Linked DNA regions of Homo sapiens: all the other regions are linked to region 3. The links are chromatin loops, found by intact Hi-C in ENCODE. Cell type or tissue: heart left ventricle. All regions are shown on one strand. Links, peaks and the distances in the headings refer to the core of each region. The heading gives the core; the rest is flanking DNA.

Region 1 (10,161 bases), core at 3,374-8,373, 53 kb before region 3:
TGACAAGCAAATGCAAGTGGACAGAGCAACAAATGGAATCATGTTTCGCAGCAGTTCTAAAGAATTTGAGAGCCCATTACTGGGTATATACCCAAAGGATTATAAATCATGCTGCTATAAAGACACATGCACACGTATGTTTATAGCGGCACTATTCACAATAGCAAAGACTTGGAACCAACCTAAATGTCCAACAACGATAGACTGGATCAAGAAGATGTGGCACATATACACCATGGAATACTATGCAGCCATAAAAAATGATGAGTTCATGTCCTTTGTAGGGACATGGATGAAACTGGAAACCATCATTCTCAGCAAACTATCGCAAGGACAAAAAACCAAACACCGCATGTTCTCACTCACAGGTGGGAATTGAACAATGAGAACACATGGACACAGGAAGGGGAACATCACACACTGGGGACTGTTGTGGGGTGGGGGGAGGGGGGAGGGATAGCATTAGGAGATATACCTAATGCTAAATGACCAGTTAATGGGTGCAGCACACCAACATGGCACATGTATATGTATGTAACAAACCTGCACCTTGTGCACATGTACCCTAAAACTTAAATTATAATAATAATAAAATAAAATAAAATAAAAGGATTTGAGAGGGACTAACCTACAGACATGGGTGTCAGAGATGAGGGACCAAATTAAACCATGGGAGAGGGCACCAGGTTTTGCTCACAGCAGAATACACTGGGTGGAATGTGTCACAGTGAAAATAAGCTTTCTCAGCCAGGATGGTAGCCAGTGAATTTCCCTTTGTCTGCTAAGGAGAAGATGAATTTACATGCAGAAAGAGGATATAGAGACAGCAAGTAAGAGCAACTGTAACCTGGTAAGTCAGAGAATAGGTGTTGTCGGATTCTCAAATTGCTATTTTTAGGAAAGGTGTGGTTCTCATGTGATTGAATTAGGGGCATCTTGTATAAATTAGAGAATGACCAATGAGTAAGGATGAGGACTGTAGAAGTGATGGCTTGTGACTTCATTACAAGTACCCTGAAGGATGGGGTAGGAAGAGCATGGTCATGCTTACTCAAAGATTTGGCACCAAAGATGGGGCTTGATCCCTTGCTTGAGCTGGGACCTCATGTTTGGACATAAGCATGGGTACTTCGTGTGTGCCCAGAAAAGAAAGTCCCATGATTGGCCTCATCCTTTGGGCACTCTCTGTGCCTTGGCCAAGTTCTGGCATGATACCACTCACATTCCTTTAACCAGTTCTTCACTGCTTGTCATTTCCTATCTGGAACCACGAACCCTAGTTCCACCCCTGAGTTTCCTAATGCTCGACATAAGCCTCTGAAGCCAATCTGCATTGTGCATTGCAGATGGTACAGAATCCTCTTGTAAACCTGTCCTCCACTCCTCTTGTTATTCTTATAATTGGAATATATACACCCATGTCCGTCTACCTGAGATGAATGTGTTGATGTGTGTGACATTGCTTTTTTCACAGGGACAGGATTATTATTTTCCCAAGTCTTGTATTGTCTACCTTGTATTCCCTGCCAGACAGGAAATACAAGAGTCCAGAGTTCCTCAAGGACAGAATCGCCACCTTTTTTTCTATGTCTCCAAGACAGCCAAGAGTCCATGCTTCTTACCAAACACTTCTCTGCTTGAGAACTCTATATTCTCGTGCCACTTATCCTTTCTGCTATGATCCCTGTCACGGCAGATTTTATGGCATCTCAATCTGGAAGGCAGAGAGTCCTGAGATAACACCAGAACCCAAGAGTCATGCAGGGTACAAACCCAGCGTACAGTGCTCAGGCCTCCAAATCCATTTAACCAACAGAGTTGCAACACCTGCTCCATGCAAGGTGCTGAGTGACACAGTTCTACACCCGGAGAGATCCTGCGCTGGCGGGGGAGACAGATAGAGACACAAATACATTTCACACCAGGCAGCAGGTGATGATTAGTGTTAGGAGAGTGTGTGAACCATGAGACTCACACACAGCGTTCTTCAGATTCTAGGAGAAAGGGAGGAAAGGAGCTAGAGAGATGGAGGTTGGGTTTGGGGTGGGGAGATAATCTGATGGTTAGACATTCTGGCAAAAAGTTCTTAGGGCTTTATAATCCCTAGAGTGTGGCTCCACCTGGGCCTACCCCTCCTGGAGCAAGCTTTGCTTTCAGAGAATTCCCCTCCACTTTCTCCTGAGAGCCTTTTGCTCAGGCAACCTGGCTGTGACTTGGGAGGCCATTTGAGGATGGGCAGTGTCCCCTCTACTGAGGTACAGTCCTAGGCAAACTGCAGACTACTCCATCTGGCTCTTGTTCCCCCTCCACCTCATCCCTGTCCCCTGGGTCCAGTTAGGAGGAAAGGAAGAAGGGCTTGGGAAACATCTTTTAAAAGCACTCTGCTGCTCTGCTTAACTCTGGCAGGCAAGGGACCCAGTGCAAAGCCTCCTCTTGATTCCCTAGGTTTGACACAGGCCTTTACAGTTCCAAAGCCCTTCTACCTGTGAAGCTGGTATTATAACCACTATAAAAGAAAACAGAACCAGAGGGGTTCAATGACTTTGACAAGGTCACATTGCTAATTGGAATAGAAACCCAGTTTCCTGATCTCAAGAGTTACTCCTTCCCCTACAAAGCCCTCAGCCCCCTCCCCAGTCAACGCTAGGCCCCTTCTCTCCAAGCCACCCGTGTCCTACCCCCATCCCCTACCTCCTGGGCTCAGGAGGGCAACCTTGAGCCTCAGAGACTGAAGTAGGGCGGGACTGGGAGTTTCCTGGGGGAAAACCAAAGACGGTTTGGGGTTGGGGGAGGGGAATGAGCACCCTGGATACCATTCCTCCACCCCTCTCCCGACATCTCTCTCAGGCCCACGGGCCCACTTTCCCTCCCGCATTCTGAGCCGCCCTCCCTCCGTCTCTTTTACCTGCACCTCCACACCTCCTCAACAGATCTTTATCCTGGACACGGCAGGGGGTCCCCGTGCCCTCCGAGAATCCAAGAACCCGCCCCGCTTCTACGCGGAAAGCTGGGAGAAAAACTGCTTTTCCTTTATTTCCCCCTACCCCCCACTCATCCGCCCCTGGAGCTCCGCTCGCAGATACCTCCCCCTCCCGAGCCAGAAATAGACACACTATCTCTCCCCCACCTCCCTCCCCGTGCGCACACTCGCTCCCCTCCTCCTGTTTGCTCCCCGCCTTCCCCTTCCCTCCTTCCTCTGCTCGGAGCTGCAGCCTGCAGCCTCGACTCGGGCTGGCTGGCTGGCTGAGTGCGGCCGGGGCGCTGCCCGGCAGTGCGGTGTCCACGGGACTGACAGGCAGGCAGGCCGCGGGCTGGGATCCGGACACCAAAGCAAAAGCACCGCTGGGCGCCGGAGGAGCCGCGGGGCTTCCATCCTTCCTTTGACTGATTTTTAAATTTTAATTTGTATTTTCCCCGCCGCCCCGCCCCTTTTCCTCCGACCCCGCCCTATCGCTCCCCGGCTTCCCTGCTCTTTCCTTTTTCCCGGCTTCCTTCCTCGCGTTTCTTTCCCCTGCGCCCTCGGCTTGCCTCTCTCCCTCCTCCCTCGCTCTCTCCCCCTTCTCTCCCCTTCTTCCTCGGTTTCTTCCGTCCTCTCTCTCCCCCTCCTCCTCCCCCGCCTCCTCCTCCTGCGCTCCCGCCCCCTGCCCCCTCCCCCCGTGCCTGCAGACGCGCGGATCGTCCATGCGCTCCTCGCGGGCAGAATGCTGGGCAGCAGCGTCAAGAGCGTGCAGCCCGAGGTGGAGCTGAGCAGCGGCGGCGGCGACGAGGGCGCGGACGAACCGCGGGGCGCCGGCAGGAAGGCGGCAGCGGCGGACGGCAGAGGCATGCTGCCCAAGCGCGCCAAGGCGCCCGGCGGCGGCGGCGGCATGGCCAAGGCCAGCGCGGCTGAGCTGAAGGTCTTCAAGTCCGGCAGCGTGGACAGCCGTGTCCCCGGCGGGCCGCCCGCCTCCAACCTGCGCAAGCAGAAGTCACTCACCAACCTCTCTTTTCTCACGGACTCCGAGAAAAAGCTGCAGCTTTATGAGCCCGAATGGAGCGACGATATGGCCAAGGCGCCCAAAGGCTTAGGCAAGGTGGGGTCCAAGGGCCGTGAAGCTCCGCTGATGTCCAAGACGCTGTCCAAGTCGGAGCACTCGCTCTTCCAGGCCAAGGGCAGCCCGGCGGGCGGCGCCAAGACCCCCCTGGCTCCGCTCGCGCCCAACCTGGGAAAGCCGAGCCGGATCCCTCGAGGACCCTATGCGGAGGTCAAGCCGCTCAGCAAGGCGCCTGAAGCGGCCGTGAGCGAAGATGGCAAATCGGACGACGAGCTGCTCTCCAGCAAGGCCAAGGCGCAAAAGAGCTCTGGGCCTGTCCCCTCTGCCAAGGGCCAGGAGGAGCGCGCCTTCCTCAAGGTGGACCCCGAGCTGGTGGTGACCGTGCTGGGAGACCTGGAGCAGCTGCTCTTCAGCCAGATGCTGGGTAAGTCCTGCCGCCCCGCCCCGCCCCGCCCCTGGCTTTCTCCTAACCAGCTGCTGGGGAAGGTGTGGGGAAAGCGAAGCCCCCTCCCCTTGCGCCTTCCCGGAGGGCCCTCCTGTTCACGATCAGGCTGTGATGGGCATTGCGCCCAGATGTGCTGAGCTGGCCCACCTCCAGATGCGCATGGCTCAAGTGTACCTTCTTAAAGACATTACAGGCGGGAACCCGGGCTCGACTCTGGCCTGCCCGAGGTGAGGCTGGACAATGGGATGGGGGGTGAGGGGGTTACAGGCTCTCAGAAATAGAGCCAGAATCCCAATATGGCAAAACCTGGGACTGGTGGAAACCTCCGTTGTGGTGTGGCCTGCGCTTGACAGGAGCATCCCGCATTGCAAGGGGAGCGTCCAGCGAGAGCCCGGATCTAGAGGACAGATGTGGGAGAGCAGATGTGAGGGCTGATTGGCCCCGGAACACAGCTGAGGCTCCACTTCCTCTGTGGATCCCGAGTGGGAGCGCAAGTCGGATTTCCCCGCGGTGTGAGGATTCTGGCTAAAAGAAGCGTCTAGGGCCGGGGGCGGGCGGGCTGCCAGCTGTGCGCATCTGGGCGCATGTCCGATACCTCAGCCCCGGCTCTGGCCCCAACCCCTACACCCGCAGGTCTTTTAGGGCGTGTCGAAAGCTCTGGGCGTTAGCGCCGAGACTCCTGTTTGACCGGGAAGCCTTTGCCCTGTGGCTAATGGAAGCCGAGCAGGCGGGAAGGGAGGAACAAAGCTTGCTCGAGTGGAGGAAGCGCGCAGAGCTGTTCCATTGTTCTCCGTGCCTGAAGAGTCTATGCAAAAAAACCCGAAGCGGGCCCCGGAACTGCTCTTTCTCTCCCCGGAGAGCCCCTGCCCTCAGAGAGGAATAGATCTGGGATGTGCCGGACGCCAGGCGGCCATGCCTCGGGAACTGGCACGGGCCCTCTTGGGGCCACGGAACAAGGACGGTGGGGCCTGGTGCCCAGGCGAGCTGCTTTGGCTGCGCGGACTTGTTGCGGTGGCTGGGTTGTGGGTCCTCCGGCGCCGAGGGACCCGAGCTTCCTGGGTACCCGGCAGGCTGCCCGCCCGCTGGGGGCTGGGAAGGGGCGTGCCAATGCGCGTGTGAAAGGGCGGGGCCGAGTGACGGGCTTGGCGGGTGGGGAACATGCAAGAGCTCGCCGGGCGGCCCTGGAGAATGCGAAGCCGGAGGAGACCGGTTCGGCCTGCTGCAGTCTTCCTAGGAACCCTCGACTCCTGTGTGGGCTAGGATGAGGGTCCTCTGACAGGGGCAAGGATTTGGGCCTTTGGAGAACCGATCCTTACGCAGGAGGCCGCAAATGGGCTTTGCAGGGGCAATCAGGAGACTGGACAAGGGCAAAAGAAGAGCAGCCTTTTCCCCTGGGAGCCCCTCCTGAAGGTGGGGATGGCTGGGTGGGTGCGGAAGCTGACCAGGCAGCCTCACTCTGCAAAGGGAATGTGCCACCCGGTCCTCAGTGTGGGGCTGAGCCTGTCAAAGGCCCTGCCTCAGTGAATGGGGCAAGAGAGACAATAAGGGAAAAAATTAATAAATTTTTGGCAGGCACCATGGCAGGCACCAAGGAGGGATATGGACAAAATGCAACTGGCCCATGTGATAGAGAGCCCTGCTGAGGGACTGAAAGCAGGGTGAGAGAGGAAGGGACCGTGTGTGTGTGTGTGTGTGTGTGTGTGTGTGTGTGTGTCAGACTGAGAGAGGGACTTGGCGAGGGAGGGCAAGGGAGTATCGGGGCACAGAATAGCAGAAGGCACAGAACCCTTTTCAGGGTCAAGGCTTTACTTGTTGGGGATAACTTAGCTGGTCTGGGTCCTCTCCAGACCTGGATGCCCTCACACTGTCCCAGAAGCTGACTGCCCATTGAAGCCCTCTTAGTTGCTCCTCAAGAGGAGCCAAACAGGTCTGAGCTGGCTAGGGAGATGGGAGGAGGGGCAGGAGTGGGGAGGAGGGCAGGTGCAGGGAGGGCGAGAGAGGAGGAGAAGCTGAGCTGTGGTCCCTTATTCCTGCTTAGCAGTTGTCACTTCTCAAAGCACACTGACACTTTCAGTAACCTCGGAAGTGAGGAGAGAACACCTCCACTTCCCAGTTGGGGAAATGCAGAGTCAAAAGCATTGAGGGCCTTAAAGGCATCTATGAGTTCATGGTGGAAGGGAGATTCCACATTGATCTCCTGAGGACTAAGTCGCAGCTCTTCCTAGGAGACCTGATTGAGAGAGGAAGAGTCAGCAGGCAGAGGGACCTGCCCAAGGCTATGTCTACTGGGTATGGGCCACCAGAACTGCCTCGATGACCCTACAGAGGGCTGAGGGGCTTAGCTCTCTGGGGTGGGGAGAGAAGGGTGGAAACTCCCAAATCTGCCTGTCTCCAGCTGAGAGGACCCAAAGTTGGGGGGTGGGGAGTTGGTTCAGGCTGTAGCAAGGCAGAGCCTGGTGTCAAACAGTGGTAGGGAGGAAAGGAGGGGAGTTGGTGACCTCCAAACTAAGCTTTTCCCTGTGTGAAGGGCAGAGGGTAGACTGCCTGGGGGAGGGGTAGAGGGAGAGGAACTACAGAGGGAATTCGTCTTCCAGAGCCAATGATGGTGGTGTTCAGGTATCAGACAGGCCCTCAGTGTACAGCAGGGTGGCCTCTGGGGAGAAGAATGGTGACTTGATGTTTCAGGATTGTGATTGAAGACACTGGGCATTTGTCCCCACCTCAGTGGGGCTCAGTGTCCAGTTATGTTCACTCCATAGTACCATCCTAGATCCAAGAGGCTGCCAAGAATCAATTTCTGAGGCGGAGGGAGGGGGTGGGAGTGAGGCAGCTTCAAGTCAGAGCCTTTCTGTAATAAGAGGGAAGGACTGAAACCTGATCATCCCCTTCCCAGAAATCAGCTGGGGTCCCAGATGGTCTAGGCAGGCTCCCTGTCCCTTCGCTAACCTTGGAAGCTGCCAAATAACTAGGGCCCCACTGGGGAACCCTAGCAACTTGGAAGACTGAGGAGTGAGTACCGAGGGCAAATGGGCTAATTCCAGGAATTAGATGCCTCTGGACCCTGGCCCGATACTCACATCAGGCAGTTTGGCTCCGGAAGAAAGGCCACAAGGCCCTTGGCCTGGGTCTGGGGGCTAAGCTGGAGGCTGCATTCCTGAGTTCTCTGTGTAGAAGTCCTAAGCTCTGTGACCCCCTCTGGGACTCAGTTTCCTCATTTGTGAATGGAAGAGACCCTCCCATGGCTCATCCTTACCCCCTAGGGATGGGAAGGGGGTGTAGATTAAGGTGATCAGACCTGGAAAATGTTCCAAGTGGCTTAAAGAGAGCCTGTATTAATACAGCGCAATAGAATACAGATGCACCTCAATTTATGATGGGGTTATGTCCCGTTAAGACCATTGTAAGTTGAAAATATTGTAAGTCAAAAATGCATTGAATACACCTCACGTACCGAACGTCACAGCTCAGCCTAGCCTACCTTAAACGTGCTCAGAACACTTATATTCACCTACAGTTAAGCAAAATCATCTAATATAAAGCCTATTTCATAATAAAGTTGCATATTTCATGGAATTTATTGAATACTATACTAAAAGTGAAAAACAGAATGGTTGTATGGGTACTAGAAGTATAGTTTCTACCAAATGTATTACTTTCATGTGATCATAATGCCAAAAAAGCAGAAGCCGAACAATCACAAGTCGGGGACTGTCTGTACTATAGTAACACCCCAAATCTTCCTACCTCATCTTCCCTGGACCTGAGGATCTCAAAGCAAAACTAGTCTTTTGACACTCCAGGTGTTCATGTTCCTTCCTTCTGTCCTCCAGGAAAAGGGGGCAAAGTGAGACAGCTAAGACTGCCCAAGGTCAGGGAGTAAAAGAACCCAGGAACCTGGACTTCCTAGTCCCTCTTCATCTCAAAGGTGTCTGGACCCACACAAGCGGTTGTCATGACAACAGTTAGGCCTTCTGAAGTGCAGGCCAAGTAGAAATGAGGAAGAAAGGCAGGAAGCTATTCATTTCTAAGCCAGTTGATTGATGTGAATTTTTTGGGGGGGAGGGGCAGTGCAAGGGGGTCGCTCCAGTGAATGTGCTCTGGGATACTTTGAGTAGCAGGAGAAAGAAATGTGTTCACAAATACTTCGTTTTCCTTTTTATTCAGTGCATTGTGGGGCTGGGGTGGGTAGAGAATTCTCCAAAGAACTGCCACCCAGAACAGATAGGTGATATGTGGAAACTTATCCAGCACCCTCAGATTCCCTGAGGCCTAGCAGGAGAGTGAGGACAAAGCTCACTCCTGCCCTTCCTCTGGGCAGCAGCAGTAGTGATGGAGGATGCTTGTGGAATCACAGGCAGGAGGAAGGGCTGTGGCAAGGTGCAGCAGCCTGCAGGTTTGTGTGTATGTGTGTAGAGAAGGCACTGGCACAAAACCTTGGAGCTGTGAGGCCTCCTGCCTTCCTCCAGGTTGGTACCAATAATATTTCTTTTCTCACCGTGTCCAGAAAGTTTTCTTCCAAGGCTAGGCTTGGGCCCCCACCCAGGTCATGTTCCTCTCCTTTGGGCATTGCCTTGTTCTGACTGCTGCAGTCAAAAGCTGTTGGCTTTGACTCACAGCCCATGGCTCTGCCTCTGAGAGTACCGCATGGATGAATAAGTAGGTCCTAGGGGCAGTTCCTCTGCCCTGGGGAGAAGGTACAGATGGAGGAGAAGTACCCAGAGCTACTCTGGCTCCCTGAACCTTAAGCCAACCCAGGGAGATACCCTTTACCATCCATCACTGATGGCTCTAACCCCAGGCCACAGGCCCCTTCTAGACCTGCATTGAATGGGTAGCAGGACCAAGTCACCTGGAGTCCTGGGATGTTTCCTGACACTTTCTTCTTGTTTCACCCCTTCCCACTTTCTCTGCCCAATTTGATACTGTGGCTGCAAATGCCCACCCCCTACCTCCCACCCCCTACCACCCACCCCCATCACAAGCTGCCAACACCAGATCCTTCCCCTTCTGCTGACCTCCAATCTTGCCTTTCTCTGCAGCTATCCTTCCACACACATATACCGCACCTCACAGCCTCTGACCCTGAGGGTGAAGGTGCAAGCTGCTCCACGTGGTGCAAGGGAGAGCCAGTGCTGTATGGAGCAGGCTGAGCAGAGCCCTCAGGGTCCATAACTGCAGCTTAGCCACCTCTGCAGCACACTGCAATGTCTTCCTGGATAGCCAAGTCCCTTTCTCTCTGCAGAGCGCTCCATCTCCCTCACCCTTCCCTGAGATTTCATAGAATCCTAGAATGGAAATTGTCTAGTTGAGCCACTACCTCAAGCCAAAATTAATCCCACTATAGCATCATAGGCAGGTGGGTGTTCTGTTTACACTCTCCTAGTGACAGAGGGCTCACTACCTTATTTTCCAGGAAAGCACTCATTATTAGATAGATATTTCTTCTGTTGAGCTTTGATTCTGTCTTCTGAGAATTTCTACCCGTGGGTCTGAATTTGCTCTCTGGATGCTTACAGATGAAGCTAGCCTGCGTTTCCCAGGATCCCCTTTCTTATATTTGGGGTCAGACACCTATCTATGCTCCATTCGTCTTTTCTGCTTTTGCCTCTTCCTTCCATTTTTCTTCCATTTCTCTTCTTTTGGAACAAGACCTGATAGGAGATGTCTGACCTGTTCACCCTG
Region 2 (10,161 bases), core at 3,307-8,306, 140 kb before region 3:
TTCCATCAACCCACAGAATTTCCCTCCTGTCCCTTTTGTCAATGTGCTCCCACCCACTGTCTCCGTGTTCTGATTCGTATCATCATAGATTAGTTTTGCCTGCTCTTGAACTTCATATAAATGGAATCATGTGGTAGGTTCTATTTTGTGTCTGGCTTCTTAGCTCAGCATAATGTTTTTGAGATTCATCCATGTTGAATGATGTATTTTGCTTCTTTTAATTTCTGACGTATGAATGTGCCACAGTTTGTTTATGGGAGGAAACTTGAGATTCCTTTCATTGCGGTAGGATTCACATCTATCCAGCATCAATAGAGTATCTGCCAGGGTTTTGAGAGTTAAGCTGGTCGGTCCTTAGTGGATGTTTAAAGTGTTCAGTGTCACCTTCTTTGTTCCCAGACAACTTCCCCATTTCTGTGTCTTGCTGTAAAAGACCATAATGCCTTTTCTTCCCTCCATGGACTGGAGCTGCCTTTATCTCCTGGAGCTGGGAAGTTCAGATCATTTGTAGAGGGGCCCCTGGTTTCCCCATAAGACAGAATGTTATTCTTTAATCTGAATTGAGCTGACACGTGTTGACAGACAGGGGTGTCTGGCCCTGCATGTGGGAAACACAGGTCCACGTGCAAGACTGGAGCCTGTGGTGGGGAGACACTGGTGACCCGGAGCCAAGAAGTGACATGATGAAGCTGTTTTACCAGCAGGACGGCCCTAATGGCAGGGACCACGTCTGTTCTGTTCACCGATGGGAAGCCAGCACATAGCACAGAACCTAGCAAGCAGTGGGCATTCCATAAAGAGGTGTGGGACCAACTAATGGCTTGGAAGAGGGAGAGTTGGGCCAGCAGATGTACTGTCACGTTCCTGACATGCAAAGTCTGGGCTAGGGCGGCCCTGCTGGGGAAGGAAAGGAAGAGCCGTGGGAGAGACTTTTTACAAAGGAAAACCGAACAGGACTGGATGACTGTGGAACATGGGAGGGACACAACAGAGAGCAGAATCCAAAAGTCGTGCAGTCTTTTTGGAAGAGCACTGGACTGAAAGTTGAGTCCCTCCTGCACCTTTTGGCATATAACCTGGGTAACTCATTTAACCTGTCTCAGTCTTAGAGTCCTTATCCATCAAATGATCAGTTTGCTAGGGCTGCCATAACAAAGTACCACTAAGTGGGTGGCTTAATGAAACAGAAATCTATAGTGTCAGTTCTGGAGGGTAGAAGTCTGAAATCGAGGTGTTGGCAGGGTCATACTCCCTCTGAAATTAGTGGAGAATTTTTCCTTGCCTCTTCTAGTGTCCGGTGCTTTCCGACAATCCTTGTCATCCCTTGGTGTAGAGACACATCACTCCGATTTCTGCCTTCACCGCTGCATGGCCATCTCCTCCCTGTGGCCTTCACATCCTCTTCCCTCTGTGTATGTCTATGTCCAAATTTCCCTCTCCTTATAAATACAGCAGTCATACCAGATTAGGAGCTCACTCTACTCCAGTATGACCTCATCTTCACTAATTACTTCTTCAATGACCCTATTTCCAAATAAGGTCACATTCGGAGACACTGGGAATTAGTACTTCAATTATCTTTTTTGGTGACACAATTCAACCCATAACATGCCACCTGCCACAAGATTGAATGAGGCAATCCTTTGTCATTGTTGCAGGTAAGGCAAGAATCAGGGGAGATTTTGGCCAGAGACCTACTTTTAACATTCTATGTGACCTCGTTCAAATCTCTTCTCCTCTCTGGATCTCAGTTTCCTCATCTACAAAATGATCTGTAATGTCTTCCCTAGATGTAAATCCCACAACTCCTTGACTCTGAAGCTCTGAGGTTTTGAGTCTGGGGGCCTGGGAGAGCTGTGGAGCTACTAACAGATATGGGGAAGTCAGGAGGGTAAGCCAGTCTGGGGATCAGAAGCTTCCTCTAGGTTCCATCCCTCATTTGGGAACTCAGCCCTCTTCTCCTGGTGGCCGGGACCCTGGAAAGTCCCAAGCATCTTCTATCCCCATCCCCTGCGCCATCACCCCTACCTTAGTGAGGCTCAGAAGGAGGGAGGGCTGCTATAAATAGCACCCTGGAATCAAAAGGCCCTCTTCCTGTGCAGGAAACACAGCGGCCTAATGGAGGCAGGAAAAAGGTGTTTCCGAAAGAGAGGCCAGAAAAGGGAGGGGCAGTGGGGATTCGGGAGCCAGATGGGTTCCCGGGTGCTGGAGCAAAGGTGCTGTGAAGGGAGATGGGGGGCGGGGGGCGGGGCAGATTTAATAACAGCTTCTGGGGTACTACTTGAGGTCGGCCTATCTGGAACCCCAAGAGAACAGTCTGTGGAAAAGGCCCAAGAGGTATTTGAGTTGGGAGACTTAGGATTTCAGGTCCGAAAGTGGGGATTGAAAATGCCACATTCATTAATTCACTGATCCATTCATTCATTCACTAGATATTAGCCACAGCTTAGGACTGTCCTAGGTGCTAAGGACAAACAGTATAACGCTCTTTTATAAAAAATAGTCTGAGACCTGGAGCAGTGGCTCATGCCTGTCACTTTAGAAGGCCAAGGTGGGTAGATTGTTTGAGCCCAGGAGTTTGAGACCACCCTGGACAACATACAGAGTCCCCATCTCTACAAAAAATAAAAATAAAAAAATTAGTCGGGCATGGTGGTGGGTGTCTGTAGTCCCAGCTACTCGGGAGGCTGAGGCAGGAGACTTTCTTGAACCTGGGAGGCAGAGGTTGCAATGAGCTGAGATCGCACCACTGCACTCCAGCCTGGGGGACAGAGGAAGACCCTGTCTCAAAAAAGAAAAAAAAAAAAAGGTCTGGTAAGCAAACCAGTGATTACACCCCAGTTGTAATAGCTCAGGACAGTGGGGGGACAGTGGAGGGACTGTAACCCCTGGAGGGGCAGGAAGGGCCTCTTGGGAGGTGAATTCCTCCTCCTGGGCTTGCAGGAATTAAGTCAGGCAAAGACTGGGTTGGAGGGGAGGGAACTGGGGGGCCTTCCAGGCAAGGGGAGAAAAATACTTGGACTCTTCCCCTCTGCTGTCCTAGCCCCAACCTTAGTCCAACCTGGGCCAGCAGCAGAGGTCTAAGGACCAGCCCTGCCCCCTCCATAGAGGCTTGCCACCAGTCCTTGGGGCCCTCTCTGGAGAAATGCCCCTCTCCTCACCAGCAAAGAGCACCATCCTCCAAATGCCTGTGTGGAAAACGGGTCTCAAGTGACCTCTCAATGGAGAGCCCTAGAAAATCATTAGTGTTCCCCCTGTAAAAACAGGGGCTTAATTCTACGGGCAAATATCTCAGGCAAAAGCTCAGACCAGTAGACTCGTCTCTGGTGCAAAGGAGGAAGATGAGTCAGCCAGGGTCCCGGGAACCCTGACTCCATGATCCTGCCAGACCACAGGGCCCCCACTTAAGGCTTGGAGGGGGCTGAGATGAAAATGATCTACTGTTTCTCTTAGGAAGCCCTAGGGAAGTCCAGTTTGGTGTCAAGTTGAAGATTTCTATGCATTCCCACGGCACCAACTGTGATGGTGAAATGCCACATTTCAGCCCCAATCATTCAGCCAGATTGGATTGCAATTAGTACCTGAGGCAGGAGCCCAATGCCCTCTGAGGTGCCTGGGTGAATTTCAACTTCTGTGCTGCTCCTTTTGTGAAACAATGCAAGAGATTCTGGAAGAAAGACAAAGGGTTGGGGGATGTGCTTGTCCAATGTCCTTCAGCACAGCCCACAGGACAGCCTTCAGACGTGTCCTGAGGCTTGTGTGCCCAATCACACATGCAAGGAATTAGGGGCCTGCCTTAGGGCTTGATTCCAGGACATTTACTCCCCATGGGGAGATCACTTACAAAGCTGCACTGTGGCCCCAGAGGTTCCCCTGGGCTAGTCTTAGAGAGAATTAAAGTCAGAAACCACCCAGCCTCCCCAAAACACTTAACTACCACCTCCAAATTAGCACCGTCCTTGGCTGGTAATCAAATTCTAGGAGATAGTTCCTGATCTTCCCAGTTTTCAGGTGGGTTAACTGAGGACCGGCTTGCCCACACCACTTAGGCTAGATAGAACAAGTAATTAAAGCCCAGAAATAGCTGGCTGAGATCCAGCCTGTTTAATGTAATAATGCTGAGAAATGTCAAACGTGGTTTTGTTCCAATAGGAGTGGAAGGGATGAAGAGAGACAGGAAGAAAGCACTCTATGTAGTTTCTGGAGTTGGCTGTAGAAGGACGAAAGGACTCCTCAGGGGCTGCGGAAAGGAAGCCATCTATGTGCTGGGCGGTGACTGAGCTGTGCATGGAACCCTGCGCAAGGGGCTTGGAGGGGCAGAAAGGAGGAGGCCTGGACTCCAAAAAACAAAAACAGAAACCAGGGATAAGAATAAGGGTGAAACAGAACTGGGTTTCTATCCTGCTGCCTCTTCCTAGCTGTGCGACTTCGTGCATATTATTTATCCCCTCAATGTTTTCGTGCTTTGTAGGAGCCAAGGGAAAGCTTTCCCACCACCCTCTGAAACTTCACTGAAAATAAACTGACGATATGTAGATAAAAGGCAGATAAACTTATTTAACGTGCATAAGCTCATGGGAATCACAGGAGAATGGTCACTCCATAACCCAGTGAGGTCCAGAGGCTTATATACCCTTCTACATAGGGGAAGGGGAAATGCGGGCCATATGGCCATTTTGAAGAGTAGGCAGTGATTTTTCGGGGAAATGAATGAGCCCAGTGCTCAGATAATGGTTAGTAAATCATTCTCTTTGGGAATTGAATGGAACCAAAGAACGAACACTGGTTTGGGACAAAATTTGTCTGGGATCTAGGTGTGGTGTTTTTTGTTTGTTTGTTTTGAGATGGAATCTTGCTCTGTCGCCCAGGCTGGAGTGCAGTGGCACAATCTCGGCTCACTGCAACATCTGCCTCGCGGGTTCAAGCGATTCTCCTGTCTCAGCCTCCTGAGTAGCTGGGATTACAGGCGCACACCACCACGCTGGCTAATTTTTGTATTTTTGGTAGAGACGGGGTCTCACCACGTTGGTCAGGCTGGTCTTGAACTCCTGACCTCGTGATCCACCCGCCTCGGCCTCCCAAAGTGCTGGGATTACAGGCGTGAGCCACCGCGCCCGGCACAGGTGTGGTGTTTAATTTTCAGTCTCTTCCTCTGTGATATGAATTTTAATCTTCTATGGTTAATAAAACTTCAGGGAAGGAATCAAAAGCAATTGTGTTCCTCTTTGGGGTCTGGCTTCTAGGGAGATAAGAGAATTCCAGAGAATAGTCTCATCCTGTGCTTTGAGAAAGATGGATGATTGAGAGGCAGGAGTTGGGGTGGGGGAAGTCAGAGGTACCTTGAGTCTGCTTCTTTAGTTCAGCATGTCAAAAGGCCATATTATGGGGTATCGTTTTCTGAGCCCCAACACCTTCATCTGTAAAATGGGAATAATTTTAACCTAGCTCATTGGATAACCTTGTTCACAAGGATTGAAGGAGATAACGCGTATAACACCTTTAGCATAGCGCCAGGCATATGGAAAGGGGTTGTTGATAGCTCTTGGCCTTCTGGAGCCCGTTTCCCCTCTGTAAATTGGGGGTTATTTATGGTCCTTACGGGCCTGCCGAGAGGCTACCATGAATTGTGGTTATAAAGGGCCTGGCTATGAAATAGATGCTCAATAAATGTTTCCTGCCCTTGAGAAGCTCCCCATCCATTTGGAGAGACCAGAAGCACACCCTTGGAGGATCTGACACTGGAGACTCGCACATAAACCACCAGGAACAGTGCTCTTCCAACAGTTGCTGCTTTTAAGTCTCTTGTAGGTTGGGGGAGGCTGAGGGTCCTTAGAGTTACGACTGGGAGCAGGGTTTTGATGGAGGTGAGAAGCTTTGTCCGAGATGATGGTCGAGGTGCCATGCATGTGGGCAGAGGGCAGCAAAATTGTCCATTGAAGCACTGATCGCTGAAGCTGGAGTGTGAGGAAAGGGAAGGCCTGTTAGCCCAGAGCTGTGGAAGGATTAGCCTCCTTTCTCCTGTGCAGGTTTCATTTAGCAGCCCTTAAGAACAGTGCAGTGTCCATCCACTTCTCTTTGGACAGAACCCCGTGCCATCCGCCAATAGGTGCTTAATAAAGGCGGTGTAGAGGGATTCTGGGAAGGAGGAAGAATCTGGTTCGGCCTTTGTCTGCATGGCCTTGCATCTTCCTGTTGCCGCCACCAGAGGGTGCAGTTGCCCAGCAGAACCCAGCCCGATCCCCACGCCCTCCTCTCCTATGCAGGCAGCTCGCAGCTCTGCATCTTGTGGGCTAAGGAAGCAGGTCCCACAGGCACGTGTCCCCTCCTTCTCAGACTGGAAGAAAGTTGGGGTGAGAGGCTCAGGCTGGGGCAGTCCTGCACTGTGCGGGAAGCCAGGCAGGGTAGGGCGGCCGAGGAAGTTCAGAGGATGGGAAGAGCAGAACCGTATCTGTCTCTCTGTGTTGTGTTTGCCTCTGCCTTGCTGGGTGGTATCAAAAAACTCTCCTATTCTTGATTTAGGTTCCATCTTCTATAAACCACACCCCTCCTCAACAAAAACCAAGATTCTTGCTTTCTCTCATGTAACTTTCATTTTTTTCAGGATGTAAAACCCATTAAGGATCTTGGGTGATAGAGTATGGGACAGGCTAGAATGCTATTTGATGGCAAGAGCAAAAGGTCAATAATTTTTCAGCCTGGCTGCTGCTTCTTATGGAATCTTCTTCCCTTTGGGTTATGGACCCCTTAGCCAGCGCCAGCTTCCCCTCCACCATCAGCATATCCCTCCTGCCAGGCCAGAACAACTTGCCCCATTGAAGATCCCAAACTACTAGTGGTCTAGCCTTGGCCATCCTGGTGTGGTGACCAACAGGCAAGAGCCCAGTGACCCTGCATCCGGGGTGTTTGGGGTGCCAGAGAGAAGCAGAGGAGGAGCTGGAATTGGCAATGGACCCTAGGTTCCTTGCCAGAGCTCTTGCCCCACAGCAGGCCCTGAGAAACAGGATATTTAATGAAATCCTGTCTCCCAGTCCTTCAATGCCCAAGTCACTGTTCCCGTGGAAAGACACTGATGTTTGTACAGATGTGCATCTCTGTTGCTGCGTGGCAGCATTTTTATCTCCTGTCTCTGCAGAGCCCCTTCCCTGGGACTGAGGAGCCACAGAAGGCTTTGGGATCTGTGGATCCTTGCCATGAGCCGAGACCTCCCAGAGCTCCAGCACAATGACGGGAAGGCCAGGCTGCTATTCCAGGCCAGCCCTGGGTGCCACAAAGCAGACAGTGGGCTCAGGGAACATAGTCAGCATTTCCGTTGCATTTGCCACCACCACAGGCTTTCCAGTGGCGTGCAGCAGTCGCTACTCTTTCCACAGGTACCAGGGAGTGTGTTCATCCAGTGACTGGCTTGGGACCAACCTGGGGTGGGGCTTTGATTTCTGAACCTTTTCTCCATGAGACCCCAAGAAGCCCCTGCCTTGACCACAGCTTGCCTCTGTGGTGGGTGGGACCCCTTGCTAGTGGAGGATGGGAGCTCCTTTGTGAGTCCTTCTCTTCATTTTAAAGGGACAGAGTCGGCAGTCCCTCTTGCTGCTGGGACAGTGGGATATTGTCAGTCAATGAAGTAGTCCTAAGTGTAGTAATTTTTAGTGTTGTGAGAATGGTGATTTGCAACAGGAAACAAGAACTAGCTCCCAGCCTAAAGGGTGATGTGGGAAAAGAAGGTAAACGAATCTGCCCCATCACACATGGTGTTACGCAAAAACAGGATGTGGGAGCTGCACAGATCTGAGTTCAAATCCTGATTCTGTTACTTACTTACTTACTAGCTGGGTAACTAACCAGGGTGCTTTAGTTTCCTTGACTGTAAATGAGGTAATTGTGAGAATTAAAGAAGATTAAATCTGTATAGTAGCTGGCATATGCTAGACATTCAATAAAAGTTAGTTTCCTTCACTTCCATTATCCATGTTTCTAGATTTTTCTTCTGAGTCCTTTTTTTCTGGACATTGGAAGCTCCCCACAGATACAGAAGTTTTTCCCTATTAGGCAGTAGGCTTCCTGGGGGCAGGGTTCTGTCTCTTCCATTAGTGTAGGATCTGGTTAAGGACAAGGCTGTGTTTGGCTGTGTTCCCTACTCAGCCTGGGGCCTCCATGAGATTAGGAACTGTGCCTTGCCCATCAGCCTGGGAACTCCCTGCAGGCTGGGGCTCTGTTCCTCCATCAGATCCCCCATGTTCAGGGCCCTTAGGCAGTAAGCTTGGTCACAGCATGAGACTATCAATGGTTGGAACAAAGGCACCCAGTTAGGTTTAGGTTTGAGAATCAACCAAGGAGACCAAGGAGGTTCTGAAGGTATTTTTTATTTATTTATTCCTATTTATTTTTCGGTTTTTTTAGAGACAAGGTCTTGCTCTGTCACCCAGGCTGGAGTGCAGCGGCACCATCATAGCTCACTGCAGCCTTGAACTCCTGGGCTCAGGCGGTTCTCCCACCTTAGCCTCCTAAGTAGCTGAGACTACAGGCACACACCACCTTGCCTGGCTAATTTTTTTTTTTTTTTTTGTAGAGACAGCTGGGTTGGGAAGTCTCACTATGTTGCCTAGGCTGGTCTCGAACTCCTGGGCTCAAGTGATCCTCTGGCCTTTCAGCCCCAAAAGTGCTGGAATTACAGGCATGAGCCACCAAACCCAACCTGAAGGTATTTTTCTAAGGTCAAGTATGCCCCCCGACCTTGGGTCCTAGTTGGTAGAAAGCATTTCCGAAGTGGAGACATCTGGATGGCAGATGTGAAGTTGGCTGGGATGGGCGAAGGTCTGGAAGGCTTCAGATTCCAGGCCCCATGACTCACTCCTCCATCACAGCAACCCCTCAGCAGCTGGGCCTCCTGAGCCCTGGGCAGGACAGGGTTAGTGGGCCAGGCCCAGGTGGGCAGTGGTCCTTTGCCTTGGACACTGTATGGTCTGAAAGGATCCCGGCAGGACTGATCACTTTTGAAACTGCTTTCTGAAAGCTCCAAGCTTCCTTCTGAGTGGAGCTTAAGATATAATATTAAGCAGGTCATTCTAGGACTGTATGAGAGCAGAATGTGGCATCTCTTTCTGTTTTAGCTTGCAGGGTACTTCTAGGCGGTTGGTGCTCTCTCCTGGGCCTGGTGGATGGAAGGGAGCAGGCAGGGAGGGGTGGGGCAGGCCCTGCCTACAGAGCCTGTCAGTAGGGAACCAGTGAGTCACCAGAAGTCCAATACCTCAGTCCAGATCCTGGATGCTGTTGGATCACGGGATCTGTCTGAGCATCAGTTTCCTTTTCTGAAAAGTAGGGATGATAACAGCCTAGGACGGTGGGTGAATCAGTGAGGTAATGCACAGGAACACGCATAGTAAATAGTTTTTGCCAGAGTGGGTGGTTATGAGTATTTAGAGTGGCCTGAGCCTCCCAATTGAAATATCCTGGCCTTTTGTCAAGTCCTAAGAGAGGATGTGTGGGGGAAGCTACAGACTAATGAAGAGGTGACCGGATCGTCAGAGGGTGCAGACATGCTTAGCAAGCTGGTGGTGCGACTCAGGGCTAGCTGCCCCTGGTCACGCTCCCCCTGTGCATCCGCGGCAGCAGGAAACATTTGTCCTCAGGAAACAGCCCCTCGAAGAGCGTCCGGACGCCGGGACCCAGCCTGGATGGCAGAGGGGGCGTTAACTCGTCCCACAGGTGCCACTGACCCAACACGATTTTTTTTCTGGTGTATCTTTCTGGGAGATGTATCTTTCTGGGAGATGTTGGAACTGGGCCCAGAGAAAAGCATACGAGACCACAATCCCCAAGACACTGCTTGGTGGGGTACCCCACATGTCTGCTTCAAGTGCCACAGGTACAGCAAGGAAAGCCTGCAGGATCCCTCCACATCAGAGGTAAGGAAGAACCCAGAATCTGGAATTGGATGCCAGGAGCTTGAGTTCTGGGCCTGATATGACCACCTGGGGGCCCTTTGGCTAACACCCCACTTCTCTGAGCCTCAGTTTTCTCATCAGCAAAATGAGGGCATGGATCCCTATTTCAGTGTGTTATTGTAGGGGTAGAATGAGGTAACATGTGAAAGACCTGCGAAGGCAGAATGCTGTGGCCCTGACAAGCAGAAGCTTTGCAGGCAGGCAGATCTGGTTGGGATCCGAT
Region 3 (10,161 bases), core at 2,056-7,055:
GAATCAATATCCTGAAAATGGCCATACTGCCCAAGGTAATTTATAGATTCAATGCCATCCCCACCAAGCTACCAATGACTTTCTTCGCAGAATTGGAAAAAACTACTTTAAAGTTCATATAGAACCAAAAAAGAGCCCACATTGCCAAGACAATCCTAAGCCAAAAGAACAAAGCTGGAGGCATCATGCTACCTGACTTCAAACCATACTACAAGGCTACAGTAACCAAAACAGCATGGTGCTGGTACCAAAACAGAGATGTAGACCAATGGAACAGAACAGAGGCCTCAAAAATAACACCACACATCTACAACCACCTGATCTTTGACAAATGTGACAAAAACAAGAAATGGGGAAAGGATTCCCTGTGTAATAAATGATGCTGGGAAAACTGGCTAGCCATATGTAGAAAGCTGAAACTGGATCCCTTCCTTACACCTTATACAAAAATTAATTCAAGATGGATTAAAGACTTACATGTTAGACCTAAAACCATAAAAACCCTAGAAGAAAACCTAGGCAATACCATTCAGGACATAGGCATGGGCAAGAACTTCATGACTAAAACACCAAAAGCAATGGCAACAAAAGCCAAAATAGACAAATGGGATCTAATTAAGCTAAAGAGCTTCTGCACAGCAAAAGAAACCACCATCAGAGTGAACAGGCAACCTACAGAAAGGGAGAAAATTTTTGCAATCTACCCATCTGACAAAGGGCTAATATCCAGAATCTACAAAGAATTTAAATTTACAAGAATAAACAAACAACCCCATCAAAAGTGGGCAAAGGATATGAACAGACACTTCTCGAAAGAAGACATTTATGCACCCAACAGACACATGAAAAAATGCTCATCATCACTGGGTCATCAGAGAAATGCAAATCAAAACCACAACGAGATACCATCTCACGGCAGTTAGAATGGCGATCATTAAAAAGTCAGGAAACAACAGGTGCTGGAGAGGATGTGGAGAAATAGGAACGCTTTTACACTGTTGGTGGGAGTGTAAACTAGTTCAGCCATTGTGGAAGATAGTGTGGCAATTCCAAGGATCTAGAACGAGAAATACCATTTGACCCAGCGATTCCATTACTAAGTATATACCCAAAGGATTATAAATCATGCTACTATAAAGACACATGCACACATATGTTTATTGTGGCACTATTCACAATAGCAAAGACTTGGAACCAACCCAAATGTCCATCAATGATAGACTGGATTAAGAAAATGTAGCACATTGCCGGGCGCAATGGCTCACGCCTGTAATCCCAGCACTTTGGGAGGCCGAGGCGGGTGGATCACGAGGTCAGGAGATCGAGACCATCCTGGCTAACATGGTGAAACCCCGTCTCTAATAAAAATACAAAAAATTAGCCAGGCGTGGTGGCAGGCGCCTGTAGTCCCAGCTACTCGGGAGGCTGAGGCAGGAGAATGATGTGAACCCGGGAGGCAGAGCTTGTAGTGAGCCGAGATCCTGCCACTGCACTCCAGCCTGGGGACAGAGTGAGACTCTGTCTCAAAAAAAAAAAAAAAAAAAAAAAGAAAGAAAAGAAAATGTGGCACTTGTACACCATGGAATACTATGCAGCCATAAAAAAGGATGAGTTCATGTCCTTTGCAGGGTCATGGATGAAGCTGGAAACCATCATTCTGAGCAAACTATCACAAGGACAGAAAACCAAACACTGCATGTTCTCACTCATAGGTGGGAATTGAACAATGAGAACACTTGGACACAGGGTGGGGAACATCACACATGGGGGCCTGTTGTGGGGGTGGGGAGCTGGGGGAGGGATAGCATTAGGAGAAATACCTAATGTAAATGACAAGTTAATGGGTGCAACAAACCAACATAGCACATGTATACCTATGTAACAAACCTGCACATTGTGCACATGTACCCTAGAACTTAAAGTATAATAAAAAAAATAAAAAAAGAAAAAGAAAAAGAGCCAGTAATATTAGCACAGACCAACTCCAGTGGCTCTAAGAGTGCTCCAAGGTGGTGGAAACTTCTATATCTGTGCTGCAGTAGCTACGAGCTGGTGTAATGATGTGGCTATTGAACACTTGAAATGTGGCTAGTGCAACCCAACAACTGAATTTGAAACTTCATTAATTTTAGTTAACTTAAATCTAAAAGATGCTCAATATCATTAGGCACTAGGGAAATGTAGATGACACCTACAGTGAGATACCACTTCATACCCACTGGATGGCTATCAAAAAGAGACAATGACAAGTGTCAGTGAAGATATGGAGAAATTGGAACTCTCATATACTGCTGATGGGAATGAGAAATGGAGCAGCCACTTTGGAAAACAGTCTGGCAGTTCCTCAAAATGTTAACTATAAAATTACCATGGGACCCAGTATTGTACTCATAGGCATACATTCAAAAGAAATGAAAACATGCATCCATATAAAGGCATGGACGTGAATTTCATAGCAGCATTATTCATACTAGGCCAAAAGTTGAGATGACCCAAATGCCTATGAAATGAATAGATAAACTAAATGTGGTATATCCATACAATGGAATATCATTCAGCCCTGAAGAGGAATGAAGTAGTGATGCTTGCTACAACATGGAGGAACCTTGAGAACGTTGTGCTAAGTGGAAGAAGCCAGATGCAAAAGGCCACATATTGCATGATTACATTTCTATGAAATGTCTAGAATAGGCAAACTCACAGAGACAGAAAGTAGATTGGTGGTTGCCAGGAGTTGGAGCAAGGGGAGAACAGGGAGTGACTGCTAATGGCCACAGGGCTTCTTATTGGAATGATAAAAATAGTCTGGATTAGATAGTGATGATGGTTGTACAACTGTGCAAATATACTAAAAACAATTGAACTGTACATTTTATTTGTTTTTTTTATTATTATTTTTGAGATGGAGTTTCACTCTTGTTGCCCAGGCTGGAGTGCAATGGTGCGATCTCAGCTCACTGCAACCCCTGCCTCCCAGGTTCAAGCGATTTTCCTGCCTCAGCCTCCCAAGTAGGTAGCTGGGGTTACAGGAGTGCACCACCATGCCAAGCTCATTTTGTATTTTTAGTAGAGATGGGGTTTCATCATGTTGGTCAGGCTGGTCTTGAATTCCTGACCTCAAGTGATCCACCAGCGTCGGCTCCCAAATGAACTGTACATTTTAAAAGGGTGAATTTTGGTATGTGAATTCTCTCTCTCTCTCTCTCTCTCTCTCTCTCTCTCTCTCTCTCTCTCTCTCTCTCTCTCTCCCCATTCTGACTAGTGGCGACAATATTGGACTATGCGCTCTAGAGTCAGACTATCTGGATTTGAATTCTGGCTTTGCCATTTGCTGTTATATGTCCTTGGACAGCTTACTCAACCTCCCCAGGCTTCCGTTTTTCTCAACTGTAAAATGGGGATAATAACTGGGCTCTCTCAAAGAGTTGTCCTGAAGATTAAATGGGCTAATATACATAAAGCTGCTAGAATAGTGCCTGGTACCCAGCCCTGTAGAAGAGTTAGCCAATACTAATCTTACTAGTGTCACAACCAGAAATCCCCCAGGGCCTCCTCCAATTGTCATCCACACCTGGACTCAGCCCCTCCCCACTCCCGTCCCCATTTGCCTGCAGATGGTTCTCTCTGCTGTGTAAACTGTTGCCATAACAACCACTCCCAGCTCCCAGCAGCAGTGACTTCTTTGGAGCAGGGTGTCACATGAAGGGTCTGGGCAGGATCACTAATGGAAAACATTTTCAGTAAACCTTGAGGTTCACTGGGCAGGAAAGTCAAGGCCTGTTGGGGAACAGAGGGCCACGTCTCCAGGCTGAGACAGGCAGGCCACCTTCTGCAGGAGGCCAGCCCTCTGAGCCCAGCCCGGAAGTCCAAGTCTTTAAATGAGAGAAGACAGAATATGTTCGAGAGTCTGCTATCTGATCCTATAACCTATCATTCTGATCCTATAATCTAACATTCACAAGGAAATGGGGCAGGGAGGTGTTTCTCCTGAGGTGGAGAAGTCAGGATAGCAAACTAGCACTCCTTCCAAACAGGGCTCGAGGCCAGGCACCCTCTCCTGGTCCCACAGTCCTCCGCATGGACCACCCTTGACCTTGGCAAGTCCTTTCCTAACGTGATCTTGTTGCTAAATATTAGTGGCTGTGGAGGTATTGCTTTCTCCTGGAACTTTAAGCTCGTCTCCCCGGCCCAAGTTTGCTGCCAAAGGCTGCACTTTTGCACACGGCTGAGCAGGGCTGAGCTGTCCTGTGACAGGCTGTGGCCTGAACTAGCCATCCGCGTGGGGCTGCCCTGTGGTCACTGCCTGCCCTCAGCTCGCTGCAGAGAGAGGCTGCCACTCCCCAGAAAGGGTCAGCCTGGGTGTGGTGGAGGGGGTGGGGTGACTGTCCTCCCAGCTCATCAGGCAGCTCCCAGCCTCAAGAACACTGCGGAGGAGCAGAGGTGAGGCCTCAGAGCACAGATCTGAACCCTGATCTATTTAATATTTCCCCAGGGGACTGGAGCAGAAAGGCCAGCTGGAGCCTCTTGGAAACTTTGGCCCTGAATCAGAGCTTGCCAAGTGGGGCTTGTGGGTCCCCAGAACCTCCCTGGTGCCGAAGGCTGGTTGGTTAATCCCAGAAGCCAGGCCCTGCTCCCTCTCCCCAAGAACCGGGTGGGCTCCCCGTCATAGATACTGCAAACTCAGGCTGTTCTCCCAGCCTGGCCACGAGGCCTAGGGTTGCGGGAAAGATGTCAGCCCTAGGAGTGCAGAGTCCTGGGAGGAAAGGAGCTGTGCTAAGCAGGAGACTGAGGGAGAGAGACCTGGGCGGTGGCTCCCGAGCCTGAGCGAGACGCTGTCCACCTCGCTGCGCTGCAGTCGCAGCAAGGCCACAGCCGGCTGAGGACCGGCAACGCCCCCTTGTGGCCATTCTCAGCAACAAGCCCCCAGAGAGCCTGGCGGGGGCTGGACTGGGGCTGGGTTCTCTTGCTGCAAGGCTGAGGTGGCTAGGTGACTTCTCTTATCCCAAGCCTGGAGATGAAGGAGGCGGCTTTTCCTGAGAACAGACTTGTGCCTGAAGAGTAGATTTGTTCTGAAGGCCAGGGACACTTTGCGTAGCCACTTGGCATCAGGAAGTCAAGCCCTGGTTTTGTAATGGACATCCAATACTGGTGGTATGCAATGAGATGTAAGGATTTTCCAAAATGTGGCCTTATGTAGCACACCCTCCACTGTGGGGGTTTGCAAAGATGAGGCCCCATCTCCATCCTGTTGAATCAGAAGCTCTGGGGGGTGACACCCTGGTATCTGCCTTTTTAGCATACTCTGAGAGAAAAGATGCTTTTATGGGCTTCAGCCAAGTACAAAACCATAGAACCAGACTGTCAAAGCTGGGTAGGGGCTTGGGTATCCTCTACTCCCACTCCCATATTTGTAGATAGGGAAACTGAGGCCCAAAGAGGGGAAGTAATTCACCCTAGCTCCCACAGCTAAGTCATGTGTGCCCCCAAGCTAGAACTCTAAAAATTATTATTTTTTATAGTGATGGGCTCTTGCTGTGTTGCCCAGGCTGGTCTTGAACTCCTGGGCTCGAGGTATCCTCCCATCTCTACCTCCCAAAGTGTTGTGATTACAGGCATAAGCTACTGCCCCTCACCCTCTTTACGTGTTCTAAGTTGTCCACCCGGCATGCCCTGCTTTACGATTCCTCTTAGCCCAGTGCCCAGTGGAGATGCATTACCGAGGGTCCCTAATCCAAGCCATCTCACTCAGTGAAAATCAAAACCGTAGGTGATCTGGAAAGATACCTGCCTGGCAGTTCCAGGCTGAGATGGCCGTGCATGCTCCTCTCTCTGGCCCCAGATTTGCTTCTATTTCCTAGTTTTTCTTTCCTTGCCTCACACACCCATGTGGCCAACACATTAGTCCTTTAGTCCTGGCTCTTTCTGGGTATGTGTCCCCATGCAGCAAACAACAGGAGTGCCATTGAGCGCTGGGCTCCAGTTCAGCCCACTCGCTGATTGAGATGGTTCCGGATTCTCTGGGGTAAGGATGAAAACCCTGGGAGCTCCCCTGGGGAGCAGGAGCACTCAACTACGAGAAGCATGAGATTTGCCATGCTGCGGGGGTTCGGTGACAACTGCCTCTGACAATATTGTGACTTAAGTGGGGGAACGAGGGAAAGATAGGATTAGTAAGAGAACAAATAGTCCCCTGCCTGCATCCTCCATGGAAATGGGGTGCCTCTGGTGTGGGGGCCTGCCAGCATCTGTTTTAGAGCTTCTCGGGTCATCAGATGGCGAAGAAAAGGATAGAGAGAGGGGATGGAGTCACTGTAGGGACAGTTACTGTGCTCTACCTGAAGGCAGAGGGGATTTGCTTGCTGGGTTATCTGTCAGTTTTCCATACCTGCCCCCAGCCACACTGTAGGATGGAGCCTTTGCAGTGAATCAGTGCAAGGTCACTGGATGCAAGAACCAGCAGAACCCTCCTAGTCCAGCTCTGAGCAGTGGGTAGAGACCTGGAGTTTATCGTTAGACCAAGGAGTGCACTGAGGTGGGCCTGCAATGCTCTCCCTGGCTGGAGTTTGAAGGTTTGTGTCCTTGAGTGGAAGAGAGGAATAAAAATGATTCCCAAAGACGTTTGACTCATTGTAAGCACCAGACGATCATCAACAAATGCTGGTTGTGAGATGTGCAGATAAACTCCCACTGACCTGGGCTTCACCCTAGGGATCTAACAGGGTCAGGAAAGATATTTTTCTCTCTCTCTTTTTGGGAGTTATTAAGAAGGGGTGTGTGTGTGTGTGTGTGTGTGTGTCTGTGTGTTGTGTTGCTTATGTTGCTTAATCCTTCTTGTTTCCAGATCATTTAGCCTAGCCTGGATTTGGGACCCAGTCCCAAACCATCCCACATGATTAATTTACATTGCAGTTCACCTCTTCTGGTGATACATCTCTGTGTGTTTCATCCCCAGCCCACAGCATGGAGTGCTGGTCTAAAGATCCCTGGGCCAAGAGTGATAGCTACCATGCCATTCACAACCTGGTGACACTGGGCAGGCCCCTCCCCTCTGGACCTGAGGGATTGTTGTTCCCCCACCACCACCCTGAAACCGCCGTGTACAAAATGAGATCCTTTCAAGTTCTGAAGTGCCATGACTTGAAAACATTCTTTCTTTGGCTCACTTCCGTTCCTTCTGTTGGTTCCCACCTCATCCAGCCACTCACAGCAGAAGCCAGTCTAGAAGTCAGGTGCAAATGCAGTCCTCTGTGGCCTCTGCCCTGAGCCAAACCACTAATGTGGGATTTGAAACACTGGTGGAAATAATTAAGATTTCAACAGTTATTCAGTTTACTTAATTGTCAGCCAATAATTAAAATTTTATAGAACTTGGGGAAATTTGACTGCCGGGTGATGGATTCCCATGAGTCTCCTTCTTCCTGAACGTCTCTGAATTTTGGGGGGTTATTACCCTCGGTTGAAGGCTCTCCACCTATTACTACATCAGATTTTAGACTGCAGGCCAGAGGGGACCCCTGAGGTTCACGATACTCCACAGCTAAGATTGGCCCCAAGAGAACGGGATTGAAGATATTGTATTGCCTCACAGCAGTGAGAGAGTGGTAGTCAGGCCTGATGACACAGAAACAAGGTTTTGTTACTACCTCATCCACCCCTAACTCCAGGTATGAGTGAGGGTCTCACCTAGCCAAAGCAAGGTTCCGGAAGAGAATGTCAGGTCCGTTGAGCTGCACCCTCCAGGGGTGTGCACCACGCCCATCAGCAAATGAGAGACAAGGGGCCAGCCTCAGTGCCAGCCCGAGGGTGCACCCGTTGTTCACCCACCTCTTTGTGCCTTCTGACAGATAAGAGCCACCATTTATAGAGCACCTACTCTGTTCCAGGCACCGTACTATAAGCATGTTTGTGAATTAGCTCTTTAAGCCTCACAGCAACCCCACCAAGTGGGTATCATGCCCATTTCCCAGAGCGGGAAACTGCAGTGAGGTGAGATGACTTGTTCAAACAAGCTGGGAAGGGGGCAGTACCAGGACCTGAAGCACAGGTCTTTCTGAATCTAAGGACTATGTTCTTGCCACTACATCACTGTCAGTTTTGCCCTAGGGTCCCAATCTCTTGATGAGCAATTTCGTAGTCCTGCCCTCCTGGGGAAGCCTGTTTCCCCTGTTCTGACACTGGAACAGAGAGAAAGACCCTTTTTACATCATCCTCACAGTGCACCCTGGGCTGTCCCTTAAATTACTTCTCTTCCTCTAGCAACGTTTTAGTCTTCTTGCTTCCTCCCCATACAATGGGAGATGTGTCCACAGAAATCTCTCTATGCATATGTCTGCAGAATTGCAGAGTTTTATGAGGGTTTCCACAAACTACAGGCTAGACCACAAGTAGGTGTGTATATCTGGAGGCATGTGCATGTATTTTGAAACACCATATTGTAGTGGAAAGAACAAGGGCTTTGGAGTCAAAAAGACTTGTGATCAGTCCCCTGGCTCAAATTAAATAACATGGAAAATGCCTCGTGGTGAACATTGAGTAGCTGGGCATTATTTGATTTGTGTGTGCATGCACCTGTCTGTCAAGTGTATTTGATTGCTAGTCCTTTCCCAAAGACCCTTGACATGGACAGTATGCTCTCTCTGTGGTCTTGCATAAGAGCCAACAGTGTGTAGAAAGAAACACCATCCTACTCTGCAGATGCCCCAGTGCATGCTGGGACTATGCTGCTGTTTGTGGTAACTGTGAATTGCCGTGGTGATGGCTGGGTTGGGAGAGACTTGCATCTGTTCTGAGCCTGAGTAGCACACACATTCTCTCCCCAGTTGCTCCATTTTCAGGGAAAGGCTTGGAGGGCAGCCCAGGATAACATCATGAGCTCCTCCCCATAGACCTTGGTGTCGCCCTGGGGCCTGCTAGGAGCCCTACCTGCCCCCTTCCCCCCTCAAACCCTACTTGCGCGCACACACACACACACACACACACATACACACACTTCACTCTTGCAGCTGGACCCTGTTCTGTAGGAGCTAAGACAGCACGCACTCCCAGGCCCCCAGAGTAAGTTTTGGAGGGTGGCATCCTGGCTGGTATCATGTGAAGGAGAACGCTGTACTCTACTAGGACCTGGCTAGAGGTGGGTTGGACTGGAGAGTACCTTGTTCTAATTTGCACAAAGGTGCCACGTAAGATGGGAGTATTCTGAGCACGTCCTCCACTTAGGGGTATTGAGGAAGGGGATGGGCTACCAAGACTCCCTCTGCATCTTTGCCATGTCTGGGCTCTGTTTTGTCCCCAGGCCTGTCCCACACCCAGAGCAAAACATTTGACAGAGACACATGGAGGCAGCCTCCAGGGCATCTCAACTTAGCCAATAAAACAAGCCATTAGCCAGGCACGATGGCACACACCTGTAATCCCAGCACTTTGGGGGGCTGAGTCAGAAGGATAGCTTGAGCTCAGAAGTTCGAGACCAGCTTGGGCAACATGGCAAAACCCCGTCTCTACTAAAAATGCAAAAATTAGCCAGGCGTGATGGGGCATGCCTGTAGTCCCAGCTACTCAGGAGGCTAAGGTGGGAGAATCGCTCAAAACCAGGGAAGTTGAGCCTGCAGTGAGGCGTGATCATGCCACTCCATCCCAGGAGACAGAGTAAGACCCTGTCTCCAAAAAAAAAAAAAAAACCATTGAACTTTTAGGTTACTTTTCTCATTATCACAGAGTAGCGGAAGCCCTAGATACCTTCACCCCATCCGGGATGCTCACCCTCACAGGAGATGGTGAGAAAGGGGTGAAGCTTAGTTATGGGTTGGTGGTCAGAGGTGGGGTAAGGTGAAGATCAGGAATGGATGAGGGTTGAGAGGTGAAGTAAATTCCCTTGGAAATGTAACTTACTCATATTTTTAAGCTAAAATATAAAAATTCACCTTCAGGGTCATGGGTGTGAATGTCAGATTGGCTCCTCAACCTAGGCCCCCTCTGCAGCCTCTGGAGCTCTGGAGGCCTTTCTTTTGTACACAGGTAAGTCCTCTTGGCCTGAAGCTGTGGCTGTACCACCCCGGGAATGTGTCTGTCACCTAGCAATGTGGAGGAAGCCAGACTTACCAGGGGCCCCAACCCTCCAGACCCACCCTGGGCTGAGCCTTGGAGAAGCAGAGCGGCATACCC

The links. Hi-C counts contacts between places; a loop is a spot of excess contacts. Peaks named below come from ENCODE experiments on the same cell type or tissue, not always from the same donor. Only the 100,000 strongest peaks of a DNase experiment are listed, where the experiment ranks them.
Region 1: it touches region 3 in a loop (3-fold over the local background); 38 of 110 quality-filtered maps call a loop at or near these places.
Region 2: it touches region 3 in a loop (11-fold over the local background); 105 of 110 quality-filtered maps call a loop at or near these places.

What each region holds. Positions count from the first base shown.
Region 1 is chr1:201,644,968-201,655,128 of GRCh38, forward strand. NAV1 (neuron navigator 1) reads left to right here. Exons shown (of 34, transcript NM_001389617.1): 5 at 3,667-4,458. It overlaps LOC124904482 (a long non-coding RNA gene), which reads right to left and starts at 3,017. Exons shown (of 2, transcript XR_007066789.1): 1 at 1-3,017. In heart left ventricle, for the core only: no CTCF peak of the experiment used is centred there; DNase peaks (open chromatin) are centred at 3,694, 4,634, 5,084, 5,614 and 1 weaker place; H3K4me3 peaks cover 3,625 bases; H3K27ac peaks cover 2,681 bases.
Region 2 is chr1:201,553,630-201,563,790 of GRCh38, forward strand. All of the region lies in intron 1 of NAV1 (neuron navigator 1), which reads left to right. Among named protein-coding and RNA genes, the nearest start is that of NAV1, 20 kb to the left of the region's middle. In heart left ventricle, for the core only: a CTCF peak has its summit at 6,191 (motif pointing right); a DNase peak (open chromatin) is centred at 6,242; H3K27ac peaks cover 798 bases.
Region 3 is chr1:201,699,485-201,709,645 of GRCh38, forward strand. All of the region lies in intron 5 of NAV1 (neuron navigator 1), which reads left to right. All of the region lies in intron 2 of IPO9-AS1 (IPO9 antisense RNA 1), which reads right to left. Among named protein-coding and RNA genes, the nearest start is that of MIR5191, 15 kb to the right of the region's middle. RefSeq lists an enhancer at 3,878-4,450. In heart left ventricle, for the core only: CTCF peaks have their summits at 4,898 (motif pointing left) and 5,099; DNase peaks (open chromatin) are centred at 4,307 and 4,887; H3K27ac peaks cover 1,021 bases.